Regions from separate parts of the Homo sapiens genome. Here region 1 is linked to region 2. The links are chromatin contacts, found by Hi-C or POLR2A ChIA-PET in ENCODE. All regions are on one chromosome and are shown on one strand. The core of a region is the stretch at or near the end of the contact, and the rest is flanking DNA. Distances in the headings are between cores, read along the strand shown. Region 1 overlaps LOC105373712 (a long non-coding RNA gene). Region 2 overlaps CYTIP (cytohesin 1 interacting protein).

The links. A loop is a pair of places that touch in the nucleus more often than their neighbours do. ChIA-PET counts read pairs that join two places held with the same protein, here RNA polymerase II (POLR2A). Pooled maps may share reads with other maps.
Region 1: a map of cardiac septum shows a loop between it and region 2 (2.1-fold over the local background). The contact joins two enhancer-like sites. A Hi-C loop is called at or near these places in 2 of 168 maps with a recorded cell type or tissue (GM13977 and cardiac septum), 8 of 37 single-sample maps with no recorded cell type and 12 of 50 pooled maps. POLR2A ChIA-PET finds 5 or more read pairs at or near these places in 20 of 52 experiments (B cell, CD4-positive, alpha-beta T cell, CD4-positive, alpha-beta memory T cell and 11 more).

The regions. Positions count from the first base shown.
Region 1 is chr2:157,477,987-157,483,673 of GRCh38, reverse strand. The region is part of intron 3 of LOC105373712 (a long non-coding RNA gene); the gene reads left to right. Among named protein-coding and RNA genes, the nearest start is that of CYTIP, 37 kb to the right of the region's middle. RefSeq lists a silencer at 2,690-2,749 and enhancers at 2,910-2,959, 3,100-3,229. Within about 2 kb of position 2,838, at least 6 of the 41 ENCODE cell types and tissues checked have a DNase peak (open chromatin) inside an H3K27ac peak, as active enhancers do.
Region 2 is chr2:157,410,705-157,415,995 of GRCh38, reverse strand. CYTIP (cytohesin 1 interacting protein) reads left to right here. Exons shown (of 8, transcript NM_004288.5): 8 at 1-1,377. The coding sequence ends at 319. Among named protein-coding and RNA genes, the nearest start is that of CYTIP, 31 kb to the left of the region's middle. RefSeq lists an enhancer at 2,245-2,294. Within about 2 kb of position 2,460, at least 5 of the 41 ENCODE cell types and tissues checked have a DNase peak (open chromatin) inside an H3K27ac peak, as active enhancers do.

The DNA of each region.
Region 1 (5,687 bases), core at 1,589-4,088, 67 kb before region 2:
GTTAAAATACAGTTCTGTGCTAGCCTTTCCAGTAATTTATGGCTTCAATCGAATTCATGACAAAACATCAGATAAAACCAAATTGAGGGCCATTCATCAGAATACTTGACTGAATCCAGGTCTTTCTTATTCGTAGCCCATGTTACTACTACTATAATGCGCTGTAAATCGGCTATACTGAGTGCCATCATTATTAATCTTGTATAGTTTGCTCTTTGATTTGAAGTCTCCTAATTATTATTAAAAATACAATATGGAGTGTATGTTTAGTGTCCTACTCCTTAATTTCTCACTTGTGATCACTTTAATGAAGTACTTCTCTTCCTAATGGTAATATCATATTATTTTGTTTACTTTTAGTAATGAGTTTGCTGAATATTCTGAATTTCCCTGGGGCATATATATGAAAGTAACTTTTTTTTTCAATTAAGCTTTGTCAAATTTCTCTTTTACTTGGGCAGATCCTGTGATCTTTTGGTTAGGCTTCTATAAAAAAAACAAAACCATAACAATTCAGTGTTAGAAAAGCTTCAATCTCAATCTAATTTAGAGCTATTGCCTCCAACATCACAGATCAGATATAAGGTGTCGGGAATAGAAGACGTGGGTGTGGTCTGCCTTCAGGATACTATCTCTCCTTCCCTCTTCTAGGGTTCCACAGTTTGTGGTGATTTGGGAAAGAAAAGAAAGGACAAGTCTCTCACATTTAATAGTGCAGCTGAAGTTTGTCCTCTGTAAAATTTTGACTGTTTATCTGGTTAATGTGGACTGGGAGGCAGAGGTCTCTATCTGGGAGTTTTCAGAAGCCCCTTAGGGACCTCACCACTGCACAGTCATTGATATCTCATACATGGAACACTCCCCAGCTCCTGCTGCTGAGATGTGCTTTCAATGGCCAATCCTTGTGGGTAGAATTTGTCAAGATAACACAAACCTAGCTACTTCTCCCAAGTTCACATGGCCTATGGAGATACACATGTGGGTTGCCCCAGAGCTGTGCTCTCTCCCTTTTCTAAGTCACTTTTTTTTCCCCTCAGTTCAGGTAGGTACAGTGGCTTGATTGGCAAGGCCACTGCAGGTGCAGATGTCAAAGCTAGAAATGTAATTCTGGCCTTCTCTTCCTATAGGCACTCCTTCCAGGCTTTAAGAGTGGTTCTCATGGCAGCCCCGAAGTTGGTTCAGTGGTGAGAGGCATGTCTTGGTGGAATAGATAGAAAACTGAAGTATTACTCCCTTCCCACCCCTACCAAGGCCACCTTACACCTCTAATCATTTCCTTCTTCTCTGTTCCCACCTCAGTCTTCCTTTCAGACTTGACTGGAGAGGGAGAAGGTCCAGTTTGGGGTGATGATTTAGAGCAGCAGAGCCTTTACCTGGTTGTGTCTTCGTAAGCCTTAAAGAAGGTGGTTAGCTCCAGTTGTTCTCAGTTCTCCAACTTCTCTATTTTAATATTGTGGCCTTAACTGCCAATTTTGGGATAACAGAAAAACTTGTACTCAGTAGCCTGTTACATTTGTGCACTTTGGGGAACAAAAATTGATATAAAATTGAAAACTTCTCATCTGCAACAGAAGCTGTCAAGAGAATGAAAAGGCAAGTCACAGACAGGGATACAATAATTACAAAAGATGCATCTGATAAAGGACTGTTATCCACAATATGCACAGAAATTGTAAAACTCAACAATAAGAACACAAACAACCTGATTAATAAGCGCGCAAAAGATTTGAACACACTTCACCAAAGAAGAACGAAAGATGGCAAATAAGCATATGAAAAGATACACAACATCATATCTCATTAGGAAATGCAAATTATTAAATGCCTAAGGTAGTCTTCTTTGGGTTAAATCTGCTTGGTGTTCTATAATCTTTTTTGGATTTGGATATTCATATCTTCCTCTAGGTTTGGGAAATTCTCTGTTATCCCTTTGAATGAATTTTCTACCTCTGTCTTTCTCTACCTCCTCTTTAAGGCCAGTAACTCTTAGATTTGCCCTTTTAAGGCTATTTTCTAGATCTTGTAGGCATGCTTCATTGTTTTTCATTCTTTTTTCTTTTGTCTCCTTTCACTGTGTATTTACAAACAGCATGTCTTCAAGTTCACTAATTCTTTCTTCTGCTTGGCCAATTCTGTTATTAAAAGACTGATGCATTTTTTGTATGCCAATTGCATTTTTCAGTTCCGGATTTTCTGTTTGATTCTTTTAAATTATTTCAACCTCTTTGTTAAATTTATCTGATAGAATTCTGAATTCCTTTTCTGTGTTCTCTTGAATTTCTTTGAGTTTCCTCAAAATAGCTATTTTAAATTTTCTGTCTGAAAGGTCACATATCTCTGTTTCTCCAAGACTGGTCCCTGGTGCCTTATTAGGTTCATTTAATGAGGTCATGTTTTCCTGGGTCGTCTCAATATTTGTAGATATTCATCTGTGTCTGGGTATTTATCGTAGTCTTTGCAGTCTGGTGTTTGTACTGGTCCTTCTTGGGAAGGCTTTCCAGATATTTGATAGGACTTGGATGTTGTGATCTAAGCTGTATCTGCTTCAAGAGGTACCTCAAGCTCAGTAACACTGTGGTTATTGCATACTTGTAGAGGTACTGCCTTGATGGTCTTAGACAAGATCTGGGAAAATTTTTTGTATTATCAGACAGGGACTCTTTTTCTCTTCCCTTAGTTTCTCTTAAACAAATGGAGCCTCTCTTTCTATTCTGAGCCACCCAAAGCTGGGGGTGGAGTGATACAAGCTCCCTTGTGGCAATCACCACTATGACTGTTCTCAGTCAGACCTGAAGCCAGCACAGTACTGGATTTCACCCAAGGCCTGTTGCAACCACTCCCTGGCTACTGCCTATGTTCTCTGCAATCAGCAAGTGGCAAAGACAGCCAGGCCCGTGTCCTTTCCTTCAGGGCAGCAAGTTCCCCCAGGCTCCAGGAAGGCCCAGAGGTGCCACCCAGCAGCCAGGGATTAGAGTCAAAACCCTTAGAAGTCTATTATACTGCAGCTGAGCTGGCATTCAAACTACAAGATACAGTCCATCTCACTCTTCTCTCACCTTTTCAAAGGCAGAGGAGCCTCACCTCTTGGCCACCGTCACCACAGGCCTACAGGGAGTACTACCAGACTACCACCAATGTTCCCTTAAGGTACAAAGTCTCTTCAGTCAGCTTGTGGTGAATGCTGCCTGGGTTGGGACTCACCCTTTAGGGCAGCGTGCTCCCTTCAGGCCCAGGGCAGGTCCAGAAATGCCATCCAAGAGCCAAGTCCTGGAATTGAGGACCCCAAGAGGCCTGCTTTGTGCTTTACAACCCTGTGGCCAAGGTGCATGACAAAGTCCCCTTTGCTTTTCCTTTCACTTTTTTCAAGCAGAAGAAGTCTCACCCATAGCCATCATGGCTGGGAATGTGCTGAGTCACCCAAAGCCAGCAAGTTTCAGAGTCTCCCCCAAGACCCTCAATGTAGTACCTGCATATTGCTGCTGGTTATTCAGGACCTAAGGGCTCTTCACTTAGCAGGTGATGAATGCTGCCAGGAAAGCGTCCTTTCTTTCAAAGCAATGGGTTCCCTTCTGGCCCAGGGTATGTCTGGAAATGTCATCTAGGATCTAGGGCCTGCGAAGGGGGCCTCATGACTCCAATTGGTGTCCTATCCCGCTGTGGCTGAGCTGGTATCTAAGATGCAAGACAAATTCATCCTCACTCTTTCCTCTCCTCTCCTCAAGTGGAAGGAAAAGGTCTCTTGTGGAGCTGTGAGCTATGCAGCCTGGCGTTAGGGAAGTGTTAATAGCAGCCCTGCCTTAGGTGCTGCAGTGTCTCAGTAGGTCACATGTCCCTCCAGTCAACTGTCTCTGAGCCCAGTTTAGCCCTAGGACTCACCGAGGAATTGTAGTCCTTGTGACCTAGAATGCCTTTCGAGTTTATTTAGAGCCCCAGAGCACTTTAGACCATGGTGGTGAGGCTTGTGGGAACTCAAGTTCTTACCACTGGGATTGATGAGAACTTAGCTGATGCTCCTTCCTTGGGTGGGTGATCAGCTAAGTTTGGACTGGTTTTCCTTTCTGTTATAACAACAGCACTGAGTTTAATGCCTCACAATTGCTGCACTCTCCCTCCCCCAGTTCATGGAGAAGCTTTCTGTACCATACCACTGCTGCTGGGGTGGGGAGGTGGAGGGGAAGGGTTATGTCTTTTTTTCTACTTTTTCAGTGCCCCTTTCAGCAATACAAAGTTAAAACCAAGTACTACGAGTGCTCACCTGATTATGGGTTCTTATGAAGATGGTTTTTTTGTGGGTAGATAGTTGTTAAATTGGAGTCCTTGGGGTTTGGGAGGGGAGCGATTGGTAGAGTCTTCTATTCTTGATCTACCTACCAGGAAATGTAAATTAAAGTGACAGGATACTACTATAGGCCTATGGGAGTGGCAAAAATCCAAAACACTGACAACACCAAATGCTGATGAGAATGTAGAGCAACAGGAACCCTCATTCATTGTTGGTGGAAATGCAAAATGGTACAGCCGCTTTGGAAGACAGCTTTGCAGTTTAATGTAAAACTAAACATACTCATACCATAGAATCCAGGAATTGGTCTGCTTGGTATTCTCCCGAATAAGTTGAAAATTTAAGCCCACACAAAAACCTATACATGGATGTTTATAGCAGCTTTTTTCATAATTGCCAAAACTTAGAAGCAACTAAGACGTCCTTCAATAGGTAAACAGATAAAGAGACTGTGGTACATTTATATGATGGAATATTATTCAATATTAAAAAGAAATGAGCTATCAAGTCACGAAAAGACATGGAAGAACTTTAAATGTATATTAGTAAGTGAGAAAAGCCAACGTGGAAATGTTACATACTGTTTGATTCCCATTATACGACATTCTGGTGAAAACAAACTGTAGAGACAGTAAAAAGATCAGGGATTAGGTGGGAGGAAGCAATAAATAAGTGGAGCACAAGGCCGGGCGTGGTGGCTCACTCCTGTAGTCCCAGCACTTTGGGAGGCCGACGCGGGCAGATCACGAGGTCAGGAGATCGAGACCATTCTGGCTAACATGGTGAAACCACATCTCTACTAAAAATACAAAAAATTAGCCAGGCGTGGTGGTGGGCTCCTGTAGTCTGGGAGGCTGAGGCAGAAGAATGGCGTGAACCCAGGAGGTGGAGCTTGCAGTGAGCCCAGATCGTGCCACTGCACTCCAGTTCGGGCGACAGAGCAAGACTCCATCTCAAAAAAAAAAAAAAAAAAAAAAAAAAGGGGGGAGCACACAGGATACTTAGGGCAATGAAACTATTCTGTATGATATCACAATGCTGGATGTATCATTATACATTTGTCAAAACCCATAGAATATACAACACCATGAGTGAACCTAATGTAAACATGGGTTACATTTGGGTAAAAGTGATTGCTTGTATTTGGGTAAAAATGATTGGCTATATAGGTTCATTAAATATCTTCATATCAGTATCATGAAGGAAGTAATATTGGTATGCCCATTTCACAGGTAAGGAAAATGAGTCATAGAGGGGCTGTAACAAATGTCTCACTCTGGTGCCTAATGCTGATAGTGGGGGAGGCTGTGCAAATGTGGAGGCAGGGGATATATGAGAACTCTCTGCACTTTCCACTTAATTTTGTTATGAACCTCCAACTGCTCTAAAAATAAAATATATTGAA
Region 2 (5,291 bases), core at 1,211-3,710:
GATGGACAGTGAAGATGGCTACCAGACGTGTGTGTCTGAGGACTCCAGCAGGGGTGCCTTCAGTCGGCAGACGAGTACAGATGATGAGTGCTTTATCCCCAAGGAGGGGGATGATTTTCTGAGGAGGTCATCTTCAAGGAGGAACCGGAGCATCAGTAACACCAGCAGCGGATCCATGTCTCCCTTGTGGGAGGGCAACTTATCAAGCATGTTTGGGACCCTGCCCCGGAAGAGCAGAAAGGGAAGTGTCCGAAAGCAACTCTTGAAATTTATCCCTGGCCTTCATCGTGCTGTGGAAGAGGAAGAAAGTCGCTTTTGACGGATTGTGGTGTCCTTTCAAATTAGCTTATTTCACAAATATCTCTAGACTCACCCAGATCCCAGCTTGGTGGGAAAGTGCAGAAGAATTGCAAAACTGACATCCCATTTCACAGCAATAGTGACCTTTATTTAAATTGTTGTGTTATAGTTTATGCTTCTTAAATCATTTTTCAACCTAAACAGCCAATTTCTAAGCAGACAGGAAAACTAAATAATAAGTTAATTAATATAACAAAGATGCAGGTTCCTGCTCATTCCAGTAATGTCTTTGAAAGCAAAACTAATATTTATTTTCTAGATTATCCCTGTGAATAATTGAGAACTTTTTGGAGTCAAGTATGAATAAAGGTGTGGCAGAATATAATAATCTGGACTATTTTCTATAGGATAATTGCTGGGTTATAAAATCTTAGGTTTGCTTATGCCCAGTAGCTCCTGCGGAGGCTTAATAATAGGCAATTTTGAATTTGTTCAAACCTGTAATGGCTTGTAAACAAAGATGACCATCAGCTGTTTCTCACATCTATAGTGACAATAAAGCGGGAAGTATAAGATTTAATAGGAGGGGTTAAGGTTCATGAGAACCATGGAAAGATGTGGTCTGAGATGGGTGCTGCAAAGATCATAATAAAGTCATTTTTATAGACAGTCTAAACAAAATGGGTGGGGATGTCGTGTTTTTTGCCCAATTCAGCTTTTGTTCTGCCTGAACATTAATGGCAAGTCTAGAACTCTCCGAATCCTACAGCTTTGTAATTTTTTTTCTACAAATGTCTAACATCCAAAACTGAGGGTTGGGAAAAGGACTTCCCTCCTGTAGTTTTTTTCATATTACTTCTCACTTTATATCTTATATTCTAAATAGCTATCACCTCAGCAGTCTTTTGCCTATTGGTTATGTTAGTATCACATTACTTCTAGCCTTTCAATTACTCCATGTTTTATTTAATATCCATTGAAGTCTATGAATTCTCTGTTCTGGTGGCACAGCTATTCATAACCTATATTCTAGAGTAGACAATCTGGACTATGTAATAAATAGTCTGCTGATTTTAAGTTCTCTCTCTCTCTCTCTCTCTCTCTCTCTCTCTCTGTGCGTGTGTGTGTGTGTTTGGGAGAAATAGAAACACTTCAATTTAAGTAGAGCTGCTAAATTTAATTAAACTTCTGCTTAAGAAATGAGTTATTTTGAGATAAAAGAGGGTAGGGTAAGGAAGCATCTAAGATGAGAAAGAAATGATAAAGTATGAAAAGATTTCTAGTTGGGACTTGCCTTCTATTAACTCTTTGAACTGAGAAACATCCAGTGGCCTGTGCATGACAGTCACTCATATGAAAGGCAGGGTGTCACACCTTTCACAGAAATGATAGCAATACTGTCTACCATTTACTGAGTACCTAGTTGGCTAAAGACACTTTACGTATGATCCTCACAATTACTATATAGTAGGTGTTAGGCATACAGATAACAAGTCAGGAATTTGGAAATGTTCTCAGGGTCACAAGGCTAGTCAGTGGCAGGGCTAAAATTGGAAGCCAGTTCTTCCTTGCTCTAGTCTATTCCAGATATCTTTTACTCTTTTGGTTCTGTTTAGTGATCATCACAGTACTTTTTATTCCACCCAACAGGAATACTTAAAATGTACAATTATAGATGCTGCACAGATAAGAGCATTTCTTTGGGTAAATAGGAAAACAAACATTTCTCTGTTCCTCATATACAAGTTTCAGACATAGGTTCTTTAATAACTACATGATTAGCAGTGCATTTATTTTCAACAAGAGCTTGCAAACCAGTTATGATTCAACTGGTATTGCTTATTTCTCATCATAGTCTAGAATCATCCTGTTAAAGGTCTACTTATATGAATTCAGCATTTCTTGTTATCCTATTTCACAAAGTCCAGGGGAAGGAAACACCACATTTATTTGAGGAAAGATGACTTTGAAATCTTCTACAAGGTGAAAAAATGCTTTGAGAACTACACAGAATGACATAGGTCATACGGGAAAGCAGACCATAGATCATTTGCTTTTCTTGTGATTTTAATACAGAAGTGTAACACTGCTGTATGACAGTAGACCTCAAATGCAAAAAAGGGGCAGGGAAGGGACGGAGCAAGCATCACTTTAGTTTGCGGTAAGAATTAGAGTCGAGGTATGTTCTGAGAATAAAGAAAAAAGTACTGGTTAACCAAAGTACAGGAAGGAAGGGTATGTCATGTTCTATATTTCACAAGCTGTAAGAAAATTAGCTTTTGTTTAGTAGAAATGTGGGTAAATTTCTCACAGTATAACTTTCAGACTAATTTATGACTTCAGTCAGGCTTTAGAAGAAACTTCTGGTGCATAGTGATTCATTCTGATATAATTTACTAGGGAAAAAATTGAAAAGTGTTTTTTTAACTTGAAAGTTCTCAAATATGTATTACTGGTGAATTCCATTAATTGACAACCTGTTATGAAAATGCATTTTTCTAGAAGGGCATTTGATAAACCAAATTTGAATCAAGTAGATTGGGAATTACTTTATCATGTGGCTGAAGAACACAACCATGACAAACAGATTAGTAATATATTTTTGGAAGTGAACTTTTATTTATGACTTTCTACCTTGTAATAATTTTATATCTTAAGATACAGATAGCATTTAAAATCCCAGTTTGCGCTGAATAGATCAAACTTGGAAATAGTATGTGTGTCTTGATCACCAAAGTACAGACATTTTTGAATGTATACATACTAAAAATAGTAAGTAATACATAACTATATTGAGCCCCTCAGATCATAAAAGTATTGTTATTTTATATCCATTTCCTTACATACCTATGGGCTACAAAATCAAAATTTGATGCCTTTATGAAATAAAGAATGCTATTTTTCAGTGTCAGGACTTTCTCTCTCTTTCTCTGTCTCTCTCTCTCTCCCTACATTTCTCTCTACCATAAAGAAATAATTGTCTTAAAAGCAGACTTTTTAAAAAACCTGGGTGATTCTCAACATTTACTTCTTTGAGGACCTTAAAAGACACTACTTACTTAATTGAGACTTTGCACTATTAGCTTTTTTATTGCTATTTAACAAATTACTGCCAGGCATGGTGGTTCACACCTGTAATCCCAGCACTTTGGGAGGCCGAGGTGGGTGGATCACCTGAGGTCAGGAGTTTGAGACCAGCCTGACCAAGATGATGAAACCCCGTCTATACTAAAAATACAAAAATTAGCCGGGTGTAGTGGTGCATGCCTGTAATCCCAGCTACTCCGTAGGCTGAGGCAGGAGAATCGCTTGAATCCGGGAGGTGGAGATTGCAGTGAGCCGAGATCACACCATTGCCCTCCAGCCTGGGCAAGAAAAGTGAAACTCCATCTCAAAAAATAATAATAATAATAAAATAAAAATAAATAAATAATAACCACAAACTTAGAAGCCTAAAATATATTTATTATCTCAAAGCTTCTGTGGGCCAGGAGTCTGGGCACAGGTTAGCTGGATCTGCTCAGGATCTCACAAACCTGCAATTTACTGCAATTTTGGTGTTGTTATCTGGAGGCTTGATTGGAGAAGGATCAACCTTTAAGCTCCTTCAGGTTGCTGTCAGAATCATTACCTGGTGGCCATACAATTCATGGCAGCTTGATTCTTAAAGGCTGGTAATGAAGAGGAAAAAGGGAGAGGCTACAAACAAGACAGAGTCTTAAATAATACAATGTTATCGCCTTTGCCATGTAACATAACCTCTTAAGTGACTTCCCGTCACCTCGCCTAATAATGTAACATTAAGATGGGAATAGTATCCTATCAACTGTACCATGTTCTGTTTGTTAGAAACATGTCACAGGCCCACCCACACTCAAGAAGCAGGGATTACACAATCATGAATATTAGGAGTTAGGGATCAGGGGACCACCTTAGTCTGTTTGTAACACCATTCAAGGAGTTCACAGACTTGATAATATAAGGGTATTGAGCTGTCTCTAAATCTCCTTGAGTAAAAATTAGTGACTGTCATAATAATTTCCACATAAAGAAATGGAAGCATTAGTGAATTTTGGAATGAAATAACCTGGTCAAGATTGCATAACTAGCCAAAAAGTTGATTAAGAAACTTTCTGGCCTCCTGACTTTGTCTCCTTGGTGCGTGAAGTGATAAAAGAAGATTTAAAAAGAATAAGAAAGAATGAACTAGTTACTTGCTTTCAAATTTTACTTGAATCTGAATGCATTTAAGTGAATAGTGATTGGCATACTGAAGTTTGCCACTTCTAGGCAGGCGCATCTTCATAAGCAGATGATAGTAGGAACTTTTACACAGAAAAGTAAACAAAACACTTATCAAAACTACAAAGCACAAAAGGAAATGATCAGCCATGAGCAAAAGTTAGACGATATCACAAAATTATCAGAACTTGAGGGAAAAAAAGAAGTTTGAAAGAATAAAAAATGTATATCTTAGAAATAAAAGATAACTTCCTCAGCTTGATAAAGAACATCAACAAAAAGCCTACAGCTAATATTATAATGGTGGCAAACTGGACACTTTCCTTAAGATCAGTTACAAAGCAAATACATTTTCTCTCACTTCTCCTTTCTACATTGTATGAAAAATCTTCGCTAGTGCAATAAGGCAAGGAAAAGCAATAAAAGATACACAAATTAGGAAGGAAGAAAAGAAACTCTTTATGATGATATGTTGTTTATGTGAAAAGTCTCAAAGAATCAACAGTGCAACAAAAAATCCTGGCACTACTAAGTGAGTATAGCAAGGTCATGGGATACAAGGTTAACATACAATAGTCAATTGCTTTCTTACATATCAACAATGAACAACTGGAATTTGAAAAAGGAAAAACAATATGTTGACAGCATACAAAAATAAAATACTTAGATATAAATCTAACAAAACATTACAGGATCTCAATATGGTAAACTATAACCCTAAATAGAGAGTCAGTGTTCATGGATTGGAA